3 separate regions of the Homo sapiens genome follow, and regions 2 and 3 are each linked to region 1. The links are chromatin contacts, found by Hi-C or POLR2A ChIA-PET in ENCODE. All regions are on one chromosome and are shown on one strand. Each heading gives the region's core, a stretch centred on a gene start or an enhancer-like site at or near the end of the contact. The rest is flanking DNA. Distances are from core to core; before and after follow the strand shown. Region 1 has its middle 43 kb from the start of TP63. Region 2 overlaps TPRG1 (tumor protein p63 regulated 1). Region 3 overlaps TPRG1 (tumor protein p63 regulated 1).

The links. Hi-C counts contacts between places; a loop is a spot of excess contacts on that map. ChIA-PET counts read pairs that join two places held with the same protein, here RNA polymerase II (POLR2A). Pooled maps may share reads with other maps.
Region 2: a map of mammary epithelial cell shows a loop between it and region 1 (5-fold over the local background). The contact joins two enhancer-like sites. A Hi-C loop is called at or near these places in 6 of 168 maps with a recorded cell type or tissue (Calu3, MCF 10A, OCI-LY7 and 2 more), 7 of 37 single-sample maps with no recorded cell type and 12 of 50 pooled maps. POLR2A ChIA-PET finds 5 or more read pairs at or near these places in 1 of 52 experiments (MCF 10A).
Region 3: a pooled map shows a loop between it and region 1 (6-fold over the local background). The contact joins two enhancer-like sites. A Hi-C loop is called at or near these places in 5 of 168 maps with a recorded cell type or tissue (Calu3, OCI-LY7, mammary epithelial cell and 1 more), 11 of 37 single-sample maps with no recorded cell type and 13 of 50 pooled maps. POLR2A ChIA-PET finds 5 or more read pairs at or near these places in 2 of 52 experiments (MCF 10A and activated naive CD4-positive, alpha-beta T cell).

What each region holds. Positions count from the first base shown.
Region 1 is chr3:189,587,206-189,589,970 of GRCh38, reverse strand. No RefSeq gene overlaps it. Among named protein-coding and RNA genes, the nearest start is that of TP63, 43 kb to the left of the region's middle. Within about 2 kb of position 1,395, at least 5 of the 41 ENCODE cell types and tissues checked have a DNase peak (open chromatin) inside an H3K27ac peak, as active enhancers do; they include mammary epithelial cell, where a contact is called at or near this core.
Region 2 is chr3:189,266,778-189,269,542 of GRCh38, reverse strand. All of the region lies in intron 4 of TPRG1 (tumor protein p63 regulated 1), which reads right to left. Among named protein-coding and RNA genes, the nearest start is that of TPRG1-AS2, 28 kb to the right of the region's middle. Within about 2 kb of position 1,347, at least 2 of the 41 ENCODE cell types and tissues checked have a DNase peak (open chromatin) inside an H3K27ac peak, as active enhancers do; they include mammary epithelial cell, where a contact is called at or near this core.
Region 3 is chr3:189,287,498-189,290,262 of GRCh38, reverse strand. All of the region lies in intron 4 of TPRG1 (tumor protein p63 regulated 1), which reads right to left. Among named protein-coding and RNA genes, the nearest start is that of TPRG1-AS2, 48 kb to the right of the region's middle. Within about 2 kb of position 1,447, at least 2 of the 41 ENCODE cell types and tissues checked have a DNase peak (open chromatin) inside an H3K27ac peak, as active enhancers do.

The DNA.
Region 1 (2,765 bases), core at 146-2,645:
TTATTTTGTTATGCATTTAATTTTAACAACAATATATGAAGGCATTTAGGCATCATGGAAATGTGTTTTAGATACATATATATATATAAAAACACTAACCTGATAAATCTAGAAACATGTTTGTTGATAGACTGGCCTCAATATTGCTAATAAAAAGATCATATATAAGAGGTCTGGTCAAACTTATTGCATGCTGTTGTAAGACTTTTATGTGTTAGTGGATGCAACTGGCTTGCTAACACAGGTATCCTTGTGTTTGTTGAATGAAAACGAATGTATGAATAAATGAAAAAGTGAATGGATTTTGGATGCAGACTTTACGATAGTGTTCACCTCCAGAGAGAGTTCAATGAGCCCACCTGCGGGATTTGGAGGGCTAGGTGGGTGAGGAACCAGACATCTCAGTACCCTACTTTCTAATTTTATCAACATCTTATATAAGCCATGTGTAACATTACAGTGATACCTCAATTAACACAACCTTTGGAACAAAGGTCCCTTATAATCAAGTTGGAAGCATTGACAATAACTCATAAACTTGCAAAGCATGCTACCATGTGTCACTCTGCTCTGTGTCAGTATTCCAGTGAAGCCGCATGTCTGCACTTGGCAGATACCATTGTGCATAGCTGCCACTGGCACCCACAATCAATAGAACTGATACTATATTCCTGTTCAACTTGTTCTCTCCTCTTGGCTTTCTTTTTTCTGATCTCTTTTCAACATTAATGGCTATATCTCCTTCCACTCAAGTGTCTGATGTCCTTCTGTTCTTTAGCTTCTAATCCCCACCCTATCAAAATAAAAAGAGGTCTTGTGGATAGCTTTTCATACTGGTGACTTGCCTGATTGATTTCAGCTAATTCTGAGGTAATACATATTTATATACCAGGCAGTGCACATTATAAAACCACACCTGCCAATAGTTCTGGGAAGGGATAACACATGGTTTAGAAAGATCACTGAAAAAGAGCATTGTATGATCTATGTCATTGAAGGCTGTATTGCTGAATCACCACATGCTATTGAACTGCCAGTCCTTTTTGCTGACCTTGTTTCCACATTTACAAAATGAGAGGATCGATGATCTCTAAGGATCTTTCCAGATCTAGCTTTCTTGGATACAGAATTCATAACCGAAAACCTATGGAGAGAATTAGCTGTTTCTCTCTCAATTCCAAGATTCGGGAGAACTGAAAATGCATAGTGCCGGCTGATGTTGTTTTATCATGCTGAGTCACAGAAGAAATTTTTTTGAAAATATTTCTCTTGAAATATAAAAGGAATTATCACTAGGGTGCTTAGTAATAACCCCTTAGGGAAAAAGGCAGAGAATTACAAAACCAAGTGGCATGACACCACTACTATCTTCCCAGAATCTGGATAGAAGTTTCAAGAGTCAGGACGTGATTCACAGTGTTCTTTTTTCTTCTGCAATCATGGAATCATGTATCCAAATGCAGCCTTCATCAGCCTTTTTTCTTGAGTTTCAGTGATAAGAATATCTCTCTTGTTAACTCTGGACACATACTGAGTGTGAAAAAAAATTAGTAGCTTCAAACTACTAAAAATCCAACCAACCAACCTAACGTATCTTAAGTTGTAAAACCCAGCTTCCTCCCACTTAGTTTCTACTGCCCTTTTACCAGCCCTAGGCATTTGGAAGGTGGAAGGGGAATTCAATGTACATAATTTCCTATTACTGGATTTACATGGCTTGTAAGGCAAAACTGGGCATTTTGCCTGTAACTCTTCAGAGAGAATTTATCAGGCACAGACTCTGAGCTTAGAATTTTACTACCACAAATATAAGAAACTTAAAAAGGTAGAAAGGCATGTTTCCCTGGTGCTAAAATATTTAAAGGTATTCTCTCTTACCCTCTCCAGTTGTTCTGTCTTTACAGAGTACTGAAATCTCAGACTGATGAGGATCTTATAAGAAAGGTTATCAAATGTTCTGTCTGATGCAGTCTTCCACAGCCCCTTGAAGTAATATCTAACTTTTGCCTGAACATTGTCTTTGATAGGGAACTCATTTCCTCACAAGATGGCCAGTTCTATTTCCAAATGGCATTGATTCTAACAGAGTTCTTCTCTCTACATTAAAGTAAAATATGACTCACTACAATTTCTACCCAATGAAATGTTTAATTCTCCCTCTTGGGGCCTCATGTTAATTCCTCTTACCCTTGATATTCCTTAAAATATTTAAAGACAGCACAGTCTCTGAAATGAAGTTCCTTGAATTCTCCCAGAGAAGGAACTTGAATTACAAAATTGGCTAGAGAGGAGATGACAATTATTTGGATGTACAATTATTTCCAGGTGGTCACAACGCAGTTATTATTATTAATGCAGATGAAGTGAAAATTAGGTAGCAGGAAAAAAGTGAAAGGTTCAATTCCTCATATCTTAAATAAGTTAATGAATCAGTCGATTCATCAAAGCAGCAAGAACAAAAAAGCAGTTGGTGAGAGCTCTATTTTGGCAGGAGGAAAGCTCAATTTCACATCCACTATTTTATGCCTATCTCCTCTCCCTGTGTTGCTAATTATCTAAAATGAAAGTTTTGCTGCTTACTAATGACTAGAAAGAGAAGAGAGAGATAAATTGGTAAAGTTACTAAAAATAATCTCAGAGATACACAGAGGTTGACACAGAGGATGACACACTGAGGGTGCAAAGGATCATTTTCTAGATTGGAAAGCGAACCACATCAAATATTGCAAAACTGAAAAGGGAAAACTAAACTGCTCTGCATTAGG
Region 2 (2,765 bases), core at 98-2,597, 320 kb after region 1:
AGATGAGTTCTCAGGAAATACACCCTGCACAGCTCCGGGACTCAATACAATTTCTTGAACATGCCTCTTCTCACTTGTATTTAAACTGGCGCACCTAAGTAAGGTCTCCCCTCTATGAAGTGATCCACATCAGCAAATATTATTACAACTCCTAATGCAAAAGGATTCAAAAAGTGAAAAACGAAAACAAAATAATATATGGCTGGTGATTAAAAGAAGATTTAGAAAATCATGGAGACAGAGAGTCACAGTTTACGACCTTGAGACCACACATTGTTATGGAAAATGTATGTTTAGGATGGATTTTTACTGGAGTACCCAAAACATTGAACTTTCACCAAGAAAGTTAGTGATAGTCTTTTCTGCTTATGTTTTGCCTTGTGCCTTTTTTTTCTGTGTGCTTTAGCTCTTGTTTTGTTCTTTTTTAAAAAGAAAAAAAGAAAAAAAAAAACCTCAGGATGTTAACTCTTGTATTTCTAAAGACAGATGATGCCCAAAGAGTTAGAAATTTAATTGTTGAGTCTTAATATCCCATTTTCTGGAGGAAAATGTATGAAATAAGAGGGTTCTCGTCATAGAGAAAATACACATGCTAAATTGACAAGGCTTGAAAAGCCAACATTCAATGTTCACAAGTAGCGAGAACAAAGAGCACCCTAAAGCCTGAAAGATCCAAAGTCTCTAGCTTCCTAGATTCTGTACTCGGTGCTTCAGGTTCCAGAAAAGATTCAGCTCTTTTTTGGAGAACTGATTCCTTCCTTTCATAAAAGCCAAATCTCTGACATACATTCCATCTGCGTTTCAGGATCTTGCTATTACGACGCTAAAGACTAGGAGCCCTTCCCTAGAAGAAATGCAACATCTCTAGCATTGATGAGCTTTCTTGTCATTCAGAGATACAAACTATTATAGAACCTCAAAGTGGGTGCCATCACACTAAATGTATCATAGTGAGTACAGGATAAATTTTGGCGCCCTTCTCAGGCATTCCCCAGCAGGGATGGGATCCTGCCCTCTGCAGGAATTCTTAGGCAACAACTTCCTAAGGAGGTATTTCTCATTTAAATATAACCTCCTGGCAACCAAATATTTATCTGGAAGAAATGGGGAGTGGCCCTGTCCAATCAGGCACCTGGGTTCAGTCCATTACTCAAAAATAACAGGATTGTGGTATTTGGGGAACGCCTCCCCACGGAGATTTGCCAAGAAATAGCTCAGCAATCCCCCATCAGCCACCCATCCTTGTCAACATGCCTCCCTGGGCATTAGAGTGAGTGGACAGCACCGCACCCAAAAATCAAACCCCGGGCATTCTTGGCACAGATACCCAAAGGCGAAGTCAAGAGTGTACATGACAAAATCCTCGCCTGCTGCCCTGTTCATCACAGCATGTGATGTAACTTGATCCTTGCTGAGGATGGTAAGTCCATAAGCTCCAAGGCAATTCTCTTTTCAGAATTTATCTCCATCCAAGTGACTTCCCTCCATTGAATTCCAAGACCATTAATCAGTATTGTCCACAAGAGGGTGATATTCAGAATCTTATATGTAACCTCTCATTTCCACACCAAGATCAGGCATCCAACACCTTTTACCAGGACTGACTCCAAGACCTGATCACACTTTTCTCAGTGCTCCAATTCATCCCACATACCGCTCCCTGTTCTAATCATTTACTCACCATTCACATACAGCAATGTGCCTGCCATATACTAATGTTGTGCTATAGGCTATAAGGACACAAAGATAAGCCTTCATGCTCTGAAATCTTTATGATGTCAGTTGGTCAATCAAAATAAATAAAACCTCCTATCTTACCATTCAACACTGTCCATGAGCATGTTCTCCTCTCTTCCACTACTGTCTCTATTTTCCAGTCACCCAGGAGACTAGTCATGATTACTTAAACAACTTTTCACACTTTCATATCATTCTTTTTGTCATACTCTTCCTCCAGTTTATGAGCCACTTTATAACTCTCTACCAAAATTCTTCATTCTGTTGTCTCTTTAGCAACAGTTCCCACCACTAAAAACGATTGCCTTGTCTATGCTCTCACAATATGTTGCTTACATCTTTATTTTGGGCTTTGTCAGATTATGCTTTATATGAAAATTAGTTTTCTATATATTTACCCTCTTAGTTCCCAATTAGATCTCAAGCTATTTGAGGGCAAGGCCAATGTATAAAGTCATGCATCACTTAACAAAAGAAATACATCTTAGAAATATGTCATTAGGCTATTTTGTCAAGGCTACTTTTGGACACCCTACACAAGGCTAGATGGTATAGCCTACTACAAACCTAGGCTATATGGTATAGAGTATATTGCTCCTATGCTATAAACATGTAACAGCATGTTACTGTACTGAATATTGAAGTCAATTATAACACAGTGGTAAGTTTTTGTATATCTAAATACATCTAAACATAGGGTACAGTAAAATATGATATAATTTTGTGGGACTGCCATCATATATGTGGTCTGTGACCAAAACTTTGTGTGATACATAACTGTATTTTATCTCTCTTTCCCTATAGAGACAACTAGACCATTGTCCTCCATTTGTTGAATCACCAAATTAAAACTATCTCAACTTAACCTTTCCAAGATCTGGGTGCAGCAATATCCAAGTTAGCATAAAGGGGAAAAAAAAAACACAAGGAAAATGCATAATGACGGTAACTATATGAAATAGCTGAAACAACTTTGTAACTAGAAAGATCAAGGAATATCAATTACCTAATATTCTTAGTTATAAGTT
Region 3 (2,765 bases), core at 198-2,697, 300 kb after region 1:
GAAAAATCAACGTGTCTGATTTGGCAAGGTCATGATTTATATAAGTGAAATCTAGAAATAGATAGAATAGAAAAGTAGATTAGGACCATAATGCAAAGTTCTTATAAGTCAGGCTATGAAGCTGCACATTACTGCTTCTCATATTTTGCCAGTAGAACACCCCCACTGCCATAGAGCCATGACCACTTGCCATAAACACAAAATTTATTTGCAATTGTTTTATCATTAAAACCATATAATTATGTTTCCTATTGCATTTCATTTACATTGGTTGATTTTAACATAAAAGCAATATCTGAAAATGTACACCATTTAATTGATTAAATTTAGGCTTCAGGTAGATATGGCATGTTTATCCTGTGGCTTCTTGTAGTAGCTATAACAACTCTGTTACCTGAGATTTTCTGTAATCCCATTTATAAAGCATAAGTAGATAATAGAGCATCGTGGGCAAAAATCTGAGCAAAGATATAGGTTGATCAGCATGGTATTTTAATAAGGTAATCTGATAGATTTAAGTTGAATAGATTGAAAGACTGGTAAGACTGAAAGGGTGATACAATAATCTCATAGTACTTAATATTTACCTAGTGCTGCTGTATTAGGCACGTTAAAGAAGTAGTCTCAATTAATTCTCACAATTTTCTGAGTAAAAACTATCATCATCCCCATTTTACAGGTGAAGAAACCAAAAGAAAGATAATTTAAATGACATTTCAAAGACTACGTAGTCAACAAGTGATTCAACCTGAACTTAAGCAGGGGCAGCAGGTCTCCAGAATCTCAGCTCTTAACCACTACATAGAATCACAGTCAGGAAAACATCAAAATCATTGAAGCAAGAGAAAAAAAAAAAAACACCCAAAGTAAGATCATGACAGTAGGAACAGAAAGAGTTAGGTTTGAGAAATGTGGCAAAGATTGACTTGATTGAATTTGACAACCTGATTGGATTTGGGGTCGGGGGGAGAAAGAAGTGAAAAATGACTGATTTTTTAAGCCTGCATAATTGGGAAGATAATGAGGCCATCCTCATAAATAAAGACCTACAGAAGAGAAGCAGGTTTTTAAGGAAGCAAGATATAGGGGAAAGATGATGAGTCTGAGATGCCTGTGGGGTATACAGGTGGAGACAGCCACGGGGAAGAAGTGCAGGTGCAGTGTGTTTCCCATCACTCAGCAATCAGACAAGCTAAAGGTCCAATCAGCTTTTTTCAGCCCAGGTTTTTACTCTCTTAGACTTACCCTCTAATACACAGTACATCGGTGAGTGACACATGATTATAAAATTTTCCATAAATGCTTTTGGGGAGGAAAGGCTCACGTACAGATACAGGCACCCATAAACTCGGTTACCTCATAACAAGCTGGAATCTTGCAAGACCATCTTATGCTGATTATTTTCAAAACTCACATTATTAGGCACAAATCAGTGGTTTGCGATAGATGCAGTAACAGCTGAGTAATTTCTTTCTTCCTTGCAGCAAGCTGCCCTTACAAAGGTTAATTTGCTTATGCATCATAATGAAGTCTATTTAAAGTTTTGAAACTGCGACTTAGCTCAGAATGATACTGTTTGCCCAGAGTTAGGCTTAGAGGTGAGAAGCCTTTGACCCCACTGAGGTGGGAAGAGGAAAGAAAAGCAAAAGGGGACATTGGAAAGCGGAATCAAAGGTTAGCTGGAGTTAAGAAGAGATAGAATGCAAAGGCCCCAAGGTCATTTACAAAGCTGAATATGCTTCAGTTACTGGTTTATGATCAGGATATTGATCAGGTTTGCACCTTTAAAAAACAAGCATATCATCCCAAAATTAGATGGTGAATAGTATTAATATATAGCTTTTCTTAGTCATCCTATGTGCTATAATATTCATTCCTCTTCTCCTGCAATGTACATTGGCCTTTGAAGTTTTGTTTTTACTTCTCACAACAATCTCACTACACGTTGCAGAAAAAAATCCTAAAGTTTATATAGACTTTGTTATATTAGTTTATCACAAATAGCAGCATCTTTTTTTTACATACAATGTTATTCATTTTTTAAAAAGTGAAGCAACTACATTATTGATCTGAATCTAAACATTTTGAAAACTAGTTTTATTATTTAGCTAAATTTTGGTTGTGTATACACACACAACCACACACACACAACCATATACACACATAATTTTCTCTCCTCTCTCTTTTTCCTCTGTCTCTCTCTTTTCTCTCTCACTGTCTCAGACATAAACTTTGTGTTAAAAATTTAAATTTTTTAAATTTAAATTTTATTAACTTAAATTTTTTTAATTTAAAAATTAAAATTCTCACAATTTTAAAGTTGGGTGATAAAGTCATTTCATCATTATGAACTCAATTCTCAATCTTTTCGCAAATTCCCACCTAAAACGTTCTTTCATTAAAAATCACACCTTAAAATTGGGGGAAAATAGGCAAAAAATAAACACATTTGAGTTTTGCTGAAAGAATGGCCTTTTTATTGAAAATGCTGGTATTTAAGCATCATTAGAAAAATCCAGTGATTCCTCTAGGCAATATTAACTCGGCATCTTTAAAGAAACAAGTAGGCTGGGCATGGTGGCTCACGCCTGTAATCCCAGCACTTTGGGAGGCTGAGGCGGGCAGATCACGAGGTCAGGAGATCGAGACCATCCTGGCTAACAGGGTGAAACCCCGTCTCTACTAAAAATACAAAAAATTAGCCAGGTGTGGTGGTGGGCGCCTGTAGTCCCAGCTACTCGGGAGGCTGAGGCAGGAGAATGGCA